Regions from separate parts of the Homo sapiens genome. Here region 1 is linked to region 2. Evidence: chromatin contacts called from ENCODE Hi-C or POLR2A ChIA-PET data. All regions are on one chromosome and are shown on one strand. The core of a region is the stretch at or near the end of the contact, and the rest is flanking DNA. Distances in the headings are between cores, read along the strand shown. Region 1 overlaps PNPLA3 (patatin like domain 3, 1-acylglycerol-3-phosphate O-acyltransferase). Region 2 holds the start of SULT4A1 (sulfotransferase family 4A member 1).

Region 1 (5,596 bases), core at 2,336-4,835, 66 kb before region 2:
AGGCAGCTTTTGCTACAATTTGGACAGAGCCTGCATCTGTGAAACTCATGTCAACAATGATTTCCAGCCACAGCCATCACAGCCAGCCATCAGAGCCAGCCATCAGATACCCACAGAGAAAGGCATCCAAAAGATTCCAGCTGGGAGGCTCTCCCCAGCCCGCCCTTCCACACGGAGGAATTTCAGAGCAGAGTTTGGCCTAAAACAGGTCCAGGAGAGAATCAGACATGTTCAGCCACACCTTAGCCATCAAGATTCTTGCCTGGAGTCCAGAAATGATCACAAGTTTACACAGCAACATTTCCAAAATCGTAGTCACACAATTTCTAGGGCAGATGTAGCAAGGCATCAAAAACCTCACTAGGAGCTGGGCATGGTGGCTCACGCCTGTAATCCCAGCACTTTGGAAGGCTGAGGCACATGGATCACTTGAGGCCAGGAGTTCGAGACCAGCCTGGGCAACATGGTGAAACCCTGTCTCTGCTAAAAATACAAAAATTAGCTGGGCATGGGGATGTGTGCTTGTAATCTCAGCTGCTCGGGAGGCTGAGGCAGGAGAATCGCTTAAACCCAGGAGCCGAGGGTTGCAGTGAGCTGAGATCGCGCCACTGCACTCCAGGCCTAGGTGATACAGTGAGACTCTGTCTCAAAAAACAAACAAAAACCTCACTGCATAAAGAGACACAGAATGAAATGCTAGGAATCTGGAGTGAAGACCAAGGAGGAAGGCGGCTGGTGGATCATCTTCATTCAAGGGGTAGTCAGAAGCCCAAATATTCTCCTGCCATGTACAACTTTTCCATGCATTTTGAACTTTTTTATAGTAATGTTTTGAATTTAGGAGCTCCAGTGGTGCAATTGATTAGCATGCGGTATGTACACAGTAATGCTTTGAATTTGCTTGCATTGAATTTGAAGAATAATGGGTTCTAATTGTCAGGAAGATGCCTATGAGCGCACTCAACGGGTGATGACACAGCATCTCGGGCCTCTATACATCAGATGCCAGTGGCACTCCCCCAGATTTTGTTTTGTTTTGTTTTGTTTTGTTTGTGAGACGGAGTCTCGCTTTGTTGCCCAGGCTGGAGTGCAGTGGCAGGATCTCAGCTCACTGCAAGCTCCGCCCCCCGGGTTCACACCATTCTCCTGCCTCAGCCTCCCGAGTAGCTGGGACTACAGGCGCCCGCCACCACGCCCAGCTAATTTTTTTCGTATGTTTAGTAGAGATGAGGTTTCACTGTGTTAGCCAGGATGGTCTCGATCTCCTGACCTCATGATCCACCCACCTCGGCCTGGTACTCCCCCAGTTCTGACAACCCAAACTGTCTTCTGATGTGGCCAGACATCCCCAGAGGGGGTTGGGGAAGGATGCAAGACTAGCAAGTGAGCCGGCACAGACCCAATGCCTACTCCAGAGCCTGCAGAACAAACACTCCTGCTTCGGCTTCTCCATCCCCCTGGCATGGCTCAGAAATCAGCCAATGCACATATTCACTGAACTCAGCCAAATCTGAACACTGCCAGCAGCTTTTGAACAAAGCTATGGGCTGAAAAGGACAGAGTAGGACCCAGAGGGCTTGAAACTCTCGACCAGGAAGGAAAGCCAGAACCGTGCACTGGGGAGCCAGAGAGCATCACTACGGTGCTGCTGGGTGCACTCCTGCTGAGTTCTGGGGAAGATCAAATAACCACATAAAGCCACCAGCATAACAAGGGGTTGGGGTCCTGCTGATGCCCAACCATGCTGTGGCAATGTCGGAAATCCAAAATATGCTTTGGTCACTCAGTAGCTGGGCACTCCAGTGGCTCCGTGGACCACTATCCTGGACCCCAAACTACAGAGAATGAGAAGAGCCGCCCTGCAGTGAACCAAGACATGCCCTGTTCTGACAGAGGAGCAGAGAGTGACCTGGGTGCAAGCTCGCTGGCCGTGCTCTTTGGGCAAGTATGACTCTCAAGTTCCCCACAGCCACACAGGATGAATAATCACATCTCCCCTTGGTTGTGGGGACCCTATAAGATAACGCACAGGAGCACGTAGTCTGTAATGGGAGGCTCCTAATGCGAGTCCCTCTGCCACGTGGCTCTGCTGGTGCTACATACAGGATTGCATCAAAGGTTCCGCTGCTGCTCTTGTGAGTTCAAAAATTACCCTAAAAGGCTAGTATTTTACAGCCTAAACTTCCTCCTGTGCATCACAAAGTGGCAAAACAAAACAAAGCACAAATCTAGGTTAGACCAGGCTGACAGATTTTTGTTGTTGTTTACAACACATGTGATTGTTGGCCGGGCACCATGGCTCACGCCTGTAATCTCAGCACTTTGGGAGGCCAAGGCGGGCGGATCACCTGAGGTCAGGAGTTGGAGACCAGCCTGGCCAATATGATGAAACCCTGTCTCTACTAAAAATACAAAAATTAGCTTGGCGTGACGGCAGGCACCTGTAATCCCAGCTACTCGGGAGGTTGAGGCAGGAGAATTGCCTGAACCTGTGAGGTGGAGGTTGCAGTGAGCCGAGATTGCACCACTGCACTCCAGCCTGGGCGACAGAGCCAGACTCCATCTCAAAAAAAAAAAAAAAGAAAAGAAAAAAATATATATATATGACTGTTATAGTTCCCCCTAAGAGTAAAGCTCCACCTTCCAGGGGTAACAGATTCTTCAGTGTCATATACTTTATTTACCTTTTTTTTTTTTTTCTTTTTGAGATAGAGTCTCGCTCTGTCACCCAGGATGGAGTGCAGTGGTGCGATCTTGGCTCACTGCAACTTCCGCCTCCCAAGTTCAAGCAATTCTCCTGCCTCAGCCTCCCGAGCAGCTGGGATTACAGGTGCACACCACCATGCCCAGCTAATTTTTGTATTTTTAGGAGAGACAGAGTTTCACACTGTTGGCCAGGCTGGTCTCGAACTCCTGACCTCAAGTGATCTGCCTGCTTCAGGCTCCCAAAGTGCTGGGATTACAGACATGAGCCACCGCGCCTGGCCAACATCATATAGTTTAACTAGATCACTGAGAAGCTATCTGATGCTTAAGGTGCAGATTAAGTGAACCAGCCAGTTTACCTTACAGATAGCCAAATAATTAATTACACATGCAGTAAGTTTTGCTGCCCGGGTAGCCTGGAAATAGGGCCAGCTGTGGCTACTCTGTCTGAAAGGCAGTGAGGCATGGGGCTCCACCATGGGACAGACCCTGAGGTGCCCGACACCAGTGCCCTGCAGGCAGGAGATGTGTGAGCACACTTCAGAGGCCCCCAGGACTCAGCGCTAGCAGAGAAAGCCGACTTACCACGCCTCTGAAGGAAGGAGGGATAAGGCCACTGTAGAAGGGGATGAAGCAGGAACATACCAAGGCCTGTGAAAGCAAAGGAGAGAGAAGTTATAGGCGAGAGCACCCTTTTAATTTTCCTGATCCTTCATAAGCTTTCTCCAAGTGAGCAGGGCAACAAACTTGAAAATGCCCTTTGCACAGAGTAGGTTAATCCATGGGTCAAAAGAACGGGGAACTAACATACACCCTCGGACTTCAGGCCCATGGGTCTCATCTATTGCATAATCCCCTTAACAACCCTGTCAGTGAACTTCAACTTCCTCTCCTTGCTCCCCATGAGAGTCACACTGGGTCACCACAGACAGGACCAAGGGTTGTTGGCTCATGGACTGAAAGGGGCTAGATCGGTGCTGTTCAAATGCCGGTATTCATTAGCATCACCGGAGAGCCTGTGGAACCAGAGATTCTGCGTCCCTCCCCAGAATTCCCATGCAGCAGGTCAGAGGTGGGACCTGAGGGTCTGCCATTCCAATAAGCTCAAAGGAGCTGCTGCTCTGCTGGTCCCAGGATCACACTTTGCGAAGCACTGTGCTACAGAGCAGTCAGCAGGCACCACGGTGATTCACTGGGAGAACGGACCCATGTGGGAACAGACAAGTGCTGGCTGTTTAGAGAAAGCTTCCGCAAACAAGGTTAAACAGAGGATGCAACTGGCTGCAGGTTAGACGCGCCAGGCTGCTGTCTTGCACAGATCTGTCAAGTAAATGGAGTCCTTCCTCCAAGGAGCGCTTATGAAAGCATCAGCTGAATTTAATGGTGTTTTGGTATTACAAATTATCTTCTCTCTGCTAGACCCTGAGGATACAGGCAAATAAGGCACGTTCCCACCCTTGTAGGGTTTCCAGTGAGAAGGCATCTTCATTATGGAAGATGCATAGAGGAAGCTCGGGAGAGGCACACCTGCAGGACAGGTTCCTTGGACTGGACGGTCATGAGCCAAGTGTTGAAGGAAAGGGAGGAATTATTTGAAATTGTAACTGCCAGGCAGAGGTGGGCAGATTACTTGGGTGCAGGAGTTTGGGACCAGCCTGGGCAACAGGGCAAAACCCCGTCTCTACAAAAAGTACAAACATTAGCAAGGTGTGATGGCCTGTGCCTGTAGTCCCAGCTCCTCGGGAGGTTGAGATTGCGCCACTGCACTCCAGCCTGGGAGACAGAGCAAGACTCTGTACCCCGCCCCCCCACCCAAAAAAAAGAGATAAAAAGTGAAGAAAAGAAACTGCCCTGGAACATTCAGGGTTTACAAACATGGACCAAATCACTGGAGGTGTACAGAGTTTATGTCACTCTGGCACAGGGGGCCTACAACTGCCTGTGTTGCTTCCAAAACAAAACAGTCTTTCTTTTTTTTTTTTTTCCAGACAGCATCTCACTGTCACCCGGGCTGGAGTACAGTGGCATGATCATGACTTACTGCAACCTCCACCTCCCAGGCTCAAGCAATTCTCCTGCCTCAGCCTCCCTAGTAGCTGGGACTATGGGCCCACAACACCATGCCTAGCTAATTTTTCTGTAATTTTTGTAGAGACTGGGTTTCATCATGTTGGTCTCGAGCTCCTGGGCTCAAGCAACCCACCCGCTTCGGCCTCCCAAAGTGCCGGGATGACAGGCATGAGCCACCACACCCATCCCAAAACAGCTTTTCTAACTTGACAACGTCCAGATAAGCAAACTGCTTACATCCACGACTTCGTCTTTGGACCGAAAGTCAGACACCAGAACGTTTTCCCCATCAGACACTCTGGTAAGAGAGATGCCTATTTTGCCGGAGATGAGCTGGTGGACATTGGCCGGGAGGCATTTGCAGAGACCCTGTCGGAGGAACTTGCTTAAGTTGAAGGATGGATGGAAGATGCCAATGTTCCGACTCCTGGCCTTCCGCACAAGATCTGAGAGGACCTGCAGAGTCTGCTCTGGGGACAGGAGACAAATACATGAAAGAATGTACCACACTGGGATGGTAATACTTTTGGCAAGGCCAGAAACCAGACAGCAAGGATGCCACCAACATTTCTCTAGACCAGTACTGTCTACTATGGGAGCCACATGTGGCTATCACGCCCTTGAAATGTGGCTCGTCAAAACTGAGATGTGTAAGATACAAACTGGATTTCAGTGGCTTAGTATGAAATATCTCATTAGTAAATTTTTATATTGAATAGATGTGAAAATGATATTATTTTGGATATATTGGGCTCAATGAAATTAATTCTACCTGTGTCTTTTACTTTATTCAATGTGGCTTCTAGAAAATGCACAATGA
Region 2 (6,131 bases), core at 447-2,946:
ACTCAATCCCTCTAGCTTTTGGCTAGATGCCCTTTTGCCATTGGCCTAATTATTCTGAATAAAGGCTGGGTGCTCGGAATGTCCTCTTTCTTTTTTGGAAAGACATCTACAAGCTTCCCAAGTCAGGATTAATTGCTGTTTCCTCTCTCTGTCTGCTATGTACACATGGCCTGCGCTTCTCAGCCCATGTGTATGTCTTTGGTGTCAGAATGCACGTGTCTCACTCTACAGTAAGAAGGAGAGAGTAGGAATAGGTCCCGTCCAGCCACTCTGCTCCAGATTCTTGTTGGTGTAAACTCCTTCCATCTTCCTGGCTACACTACTTAGAGGTAGGAATCATTCTTTTCCTTTACACAGCTGATGATGCTCGGCTGCAGAGAATGAGAGCAGGCTGTGTTGTTTTCATCTTTGTGCTTCCCCAGGCATGTTAGTAGGTGCTTCATATATGTCTGTTGAGTGCATGACTGGCAAGGGGTTGCACTGAGATCTCTAGAACTCGGTTGCTCTCAAATTATAGTTTGCACAAGAAGTGCCTTACTAAATGTATATTTTTGTAATTTTTCTCCATAGATCTGGGGTCCTGGAATTTGCAATCCAACACTCCCCTCCCCTACTCATGGGATATTAAGAAGCACTTTTTGGCTGGGCGAGGTGGTTCACACCTGTAATCCCAGCACTTTGGGAGGCCAAGGTGGGCAGATCACGAGGTCAGGAGATTGAGACCATCCTGGCTAACACGATGAAACCCCGTCTCTACTAAAACAAACAAACAAAAAATACAAAAAATTAGCCAGGCATGGTGGCATGTGCCTGTAGTCCCAGCTACTCGGGAGGCTGAGCCAGGAGAATGGCGTAAACCCGGGAGGTGGAGCTTGCAGTGAGCTGAGATCGCGCCCCTGCACTCCAGCCTGGGCGACACAGCGAGACTCCATCTCAAAAAAAAAAAAAAAAAAAAAAAAGCAAAAAAAAAGCACTTTGTTTTTTTGGCTGGACTAGGTGGCCCATACTTTTTTTTTGTTGTTGTTAGAAGATCTCGTCCTGTTGCCCAGACTGGAGTGCAGTGGTGCAAGCTCACAGCTCACTGCTAATTTTTTTTTTTGTATGTTTGTAGAGATGCGGTTTCACCATTTACCCAGGTTGGTCTCGAACTCTTGACCTCAGGAGATCCGCCCGTGCTCGACCTCTCAAAGTGCTGAGATTACAGGCGTGATCCACCGCGCCTGGCGAAGACGCATATTTTTAATAGGACCTAATATTTACCTGAAATTATCTTGGTTATTTACCAATGTAAGCTCCAACAGGGCCAGGCTTCTGCTTGCTTCTACCCTGACGCGTGTCGGGGCCCTGGCCCAGTGCCTGGCACAGATCAGCAGCGCGCTAAGCACGTGTTGAATGGACGACTACCTTTCAGGGCCTTCCAGCCAGGGTATCTCATGCGTCTGTGTTGAGCGCTTGCTGAGTGACAGAAGCTATGAGCGGAATGAACGCACGCACGACTGAGGAGGCTGCAGACCGCGGGCCAGGGTCTCTGTCAGCCCCGGCAGCGGGTGGGTGACCCCGGCCGGGGGCGGGGCGGGGAGGACGCGGCTCCGCGGCGCCATGACGTCACGCCCGTGCAGCGCCGCGGCCGCGTGCCGGGCGGCGCCATGACGTCATACCCGCGGAGCCTCCGCCGCGCGTCGGCGGCGCCATGACGTCACGCCTGCGGAGCTGCCGCCGCGCGCCGGTGGGGCGCGAGCGTGTGCGGGGCGCGGGCGCGGGCGCGGGCGCGGGCGCGTGCGGGCTGCGAGCCGGGAGGCGGCGGCGGCGACGGCGACGGCGGCGGCATGGCGGAGAGCGAGGCCGAGACCCCCAGCACCCCGGGGGAGTTCGAGAGCAAGTACTTCGAGTTCCATGGCGTGCGGCTGCCGCCCTTCTGCCGCGGGAAGATGGAGGAGATCGCCAACTTCCCGGTGCGGCCCAGCGACGTGTGGATCGTCACCTACCCCAAGTCCGGTGAGCCCCGCGCCGACCGCGCCCGCCACGCCATGCCCCAGCCCTGCAGCGCGGCCGCGTAGACGCCGCGCCCGCGCCCGGGGCTTCTGCTGGGCCGGGTGGTCGCCCTTGGCCTCCGCCCCTGCCGTGCCCACCGCTCTCCCGATGCTCGGATCCCTGCGGGGCGGGGTGGGGTGGGGTGGGGGTGGGAAGGGGCTTGGTTCTCATCTGGGGAAACCAAGGTCAGAGACCTTCGGGAGCGGCCCCTTCCGTGGAGATGGAGCCTATTTGGCCGGCGCTGCAGGAGGATGGGCCCAGGGCCGCCACCCATCCCTGCTTCTCCCTTTACCTGGCTGGCTGTGTGACCTTGGACAGGTCACTCAACCTCTCTGTTCCTGAATCCTGCCCAACCTTTGATGAGTGCAAAGTCCTGGTGTTCACCTGGGAAGGGAGATAACATGGGCGTCAGGGCTTTCAGCGTGGAAACGTAACGTCCCTCCTTTCCAGCCTGGGCTCCGGGTGGGGGATGGGACCAGTCCCCGCCTGGAGTGCCTTGCTTGTACATTCTCTTGTTTCAGGGCTGCCTCCATCACCGAGGCAGGACCTGGGGCATTCACATTTCCCAGCATTAGCTGACGTCACTTTCACAATAACAGCTGTGTGAGCTAGTGGTGGTCATTCCCACTTTACAGTCTAGGCACAGAGGCTCAGAGAGGGGAAGAGGCTGGTCCAAGGTCACTCAGCTGGTGAGTGGCTGACCTGGGAATTAAAGCTAGGCTGGTCTGTTTCCAGACCTGAGGTAGGAGATTGTATAGTACCCCATCTGAGGTTTTTAGGGAAAGGAGGTAGCAGCTTTCCTGTTCTGTAAACATGCCCTGGGATTTCCTTGTTGCCACTGTATTTGAGGCAATCACAGCGTGGTTTAGAAGGTGTCTGGCTCTAAGGTCACGCCGGACCAGCAGTCGGGCAGTTTCAGGAAAAGCTGTAGGCTTGGCTGTTGTAGCTGTATGGAGTTCCAGACACCTGAGGGCAGGTCTCTGACATTCTTCTGAGGAAGATTGGAGTAGGGACTCTCAGTGGAGGGTGTTGGTTGGAGAACAGAGCGTTCGATGGGCTGCTATCTTGAGCACATGCCAGTCGCCGCATGGGGTGGGACCTAAAATGCTTTAGGAATGGCTAAGCGTGTCGTTGGCTTCTGTGGCCACTCATTAAGTCCTGCGGGCCAAGTGCTCTATCGCTGTTAATCTGTGAGGGACTCTTACACCTTTTTTTCAGAGGCTCAGAGAAGGCACAAATTGTTCGGAGTCACACAGTTGCTGAGGGACAGAGGTCAGGTCTAGCTAGGTCTCCCGGTCCACGGCCAGCCTCTCCCCTGCCTTATGGGTGCTCCGTTGCCCTTGGAAAACCGTGAGGGCCCAAGAAGGAGGGGGACCTAGCCTTCTTTCTTGGAGGCTTTAAAATGCTGGAAGTCTCAGCCACTTAGGGATTTTGAGGTTTGTGTCACTTCTCTGAGGCCCCTCCAAGTGGACTTCTGGTAGCCCAGTTCATATTTTCTTTTCCTTTCCTTCCATCTGCTACTGGGGATGGATTTGTAGCAGGCATCAGTGCTTACACATTAAGAACCTGGCTTCGGAGTTGGAAGTCCTGGGTTTGAATGCAGTTTTGCGGCTTACCAGCAGAGTGACCCTGGGCAGATCATAGAATCCCATTGAGCTGTGGTCTCTGCGGAGGGAGAAGAGACCACCTCGGCCCGCTGATGTGTGGCTGTGAGGATGAGCAAAATGGCGGGTGAGAACGCTTAGCCCACGTCCAGACACACGCTGGAAAGGCTCGTGGTTAATGCTGACTTTTAAGCCCTGAACACCTGTTGTGCCCAGATGCTTTGCTAGGGGCTGGGGAAGCCGAGAGGGCCCCATCTGGTGCCTGTCCTTAGTGAGCTCTCAGTCTGATGGGGGAGACATGGTTGGTGCTGGGGTTGGGGCAAGTAGCCAGGACTAACAGGTGCCCCATTCACCTGCCATGGCAGGGAACCCACGGGCCTCCTTGGATTTCCAGTGCCCAGGTGTAGGAGATCCTAATGAACTTGCAGGTGGTCAGAGCCGGAAGGGCCTGGTCCCTTGTCAGCCCCTTCCCACCCTCTGCTGATGGAGAAACTGGGGTTCAAAGGGGTGGTGGGGGCTTTCTGGTGGCTAAGGCAATGATAATTAGATCCTGCCTTCGCTTCCTGTCCGGTATTTTTTCCCACAACCCCGTGCTGCTTGCTCGGATTCTTTTTGTGCTTGCGACATTCTAGCTTAGATGGCGGGTTAGGACTGTGCTCTCCAGCGTAGGACCCTCTGCCCACAGGCGGCTGCTTACATCTAATGAATTAAAATGAAATAAAAGTGGAAATTCTGTTCCTCAGTAGCATCACCATGTTTCAGGTGCTCAGTAGCCACATGGGGCTAGCGGCTGCCGTATTGGGTGGCGCAGATATGGAGTGTTCCCATCACAGCTGAAAGTTCTGCTGCACAGCGCCAGGTAAAACCGTGATCCAGACAGTAGGAGCCCATTGTGTCTTCTGAGAAGGACCTTTCTGTTGATGACCGACTTTGTTCCTATTCATTCTTACAGCGTAGTTGGTCCTGGGACGGTGGTTGTATTAAATCCGATTGTGTCTGTGAAAATATTTTGTCCCTGTGTGTTGGTTTGATGCAATCACTGCCACTGGTTTTGTCAACAGGTTGATTTGAATTGGGTGCTCGTCCCCGAGGGGGCACAGCCCCAAAGTCATGGAGCTTGGGCTTTGAAATACGGTCCCTGGCTCAGCCAGAGCACCCACTGCCCTGAGTTTATTTTGCCCCTGGTTCCGGCCAGTCCTGAAGTGTGTGCGCATTCTCACTGATGCAGACGGAAGCTTCTGGGCCTGGGCGTGGGTGAGCCACCTGGTTTCTTTGAACCTCAGTTTGCTCATTAAAAATGAGAGGATTTGACCAGATTGATTCATTTAAGTCTTACATTTTCAGACAACTCAGGGGTTGAAGCTGAGGGGAGCTGAAGCTGAGGGGAGACTCATGGTGTGCAGGTCCCAGGCTAGATGGATGTCCTAGTTTTCTTGGTGTGTATGTCACTGTGCCTGGGAGAGACAGGTTTCAGAAGGGCTGGGCATGAGGTGATGGTGACCTTGTGGCACTTGCAGTGACATGGGGGAAGCCAGAATCCTAACACTGAAAAGTTAACTGACAAGCCAGGGTGGCTGTTCTCAGGGTCAGGTAAATGGCCTGGTAATGAGGGTTCTGAAGAGGAGGATCTCGGGAGACTGCATGGAGGAGGAGACAGGTTGGGTGGATTACCCATTACAGATGCTGTTTTGCCCTCCACCCACTTTGATTCTCAGGACGGCCCTGTGCTCTTGTGATTATTTCCTTTTTATAGATGTGAAAATGAGGGCCTAGGGAGGACAAAGGGCTGGGGTAGTGGCAGCACCGAGTGTAGATCCTGGAGAGAAACCACCCACAGGAGGGGGTAAGAGAGGCGTGGGGGTGGGAGCTAGCACCTGCCAGCGCTTCCTGGGTTACCAGTTTGTTCTGAGATGAGGGAGCATGCGGAGCCCTTTGAGCTTTACCACACAGGGTAACAAAGTGTTCCACAGCAGTGTGGTGAGTTACCTGCGTCCTATGAGGGAATGCAGAGGCCTGAAGAATGGAACGTGTGGTTTTGTACCAGAAGAACTGAGAAGTTCCTCTTTCCCCATCTTTCTCCTCTTGCTCCCTCATCCCTTCCCCTTTGTCTTCCGGCTGTTACACATACTCAGGAGGCTTGACCTGGGGAAGGGGCTGCCAAAGCAAGTGTCCTGGGTCTGCGGGGGTCACGTTTCTCCCCATCACTCAACCGGGCTGGGAGGCAAAAGCCTGCAGAATGACTTCTGGAGGAAGAAGGAGATGGGGCTGCTGGGAGCACAGCCTCCTGAGTAGTTGGCCCTGGTTGAACTTGTAGTTGGTTTGAACTCCTGGGCTTAAATAATCCTCCTGCCTTGGCCTCCCAAAGTCCTGGGATTATGGGTGTGAGCCACCATGGCTGGCCATAGTTTCTTTTGCCTTGGCCTCCCAAAGTACTGGGATTACAGGTGTGAGTCACAGTGCTTGGCCATAGTTTCTTTTCTTTCTTTCTTTTTTTTT

The links. A loop is a pair of places that touch in the nucleus more often than their neighbours do. ChIA-PET counts read pairs that join two places held with the same protein, here RNA polymerase II (POLR2A). Pooled maps may share reads with other maps.
Region 1: POLR2A ChIA-PET joins it to region 2 with 10 read pairs in activated T-cell. The contact joins the enhancer-like site here to the promoter of SULT4A1 in region 2. A Hi-C loop is called at or near these places in 1 of 168 maps with a recorded cell type or tissue (heart right ventricle) and 2 of 50 pooled maps. POLR2A ChIA-PET finds 5 or more read pairs at or near these places in 2 of 52 experiments (activated T-cell and endothelial cell of umbilical vein).

Annotation. Positions count from the first base shown.
Region 1 is chr22:43,926,585-43,932,180 of GRCh38, reverse strand. PNPLA3 (patatin like domain 3, 1-acylglycerol-3-phosphate O-acyltransferase) reads right to left here. Exons shown (of 9, transcript NM_025225.3): 2 at 5,014-5,246; 3 at 3,292-3,357. Among named protein-coding and RNA genes, the nearest start is that of PNPLA3, 5.6 kb to the right of the region's middle. Within about 2 kb of position 3,585, at least 2 of the 41 ENCODE cell types and tissues checked have a DNase peak (open chromatin) inside an H3K27ac peak, as active enhancers do.
Region 2 is chr22:43,858,078-43,864,208 of GRCh38, reverse strand. It overlaps SULT4A1 (sulfotransferase family 4A member 1), which reads left to right and starts at 1,696. Exons shown (of 7, transcript NM_014351.4): 1 at 1,696-1,995. The coding sequence starts at 1,827. RefSeq lists an enhancer at 3,381-3,880.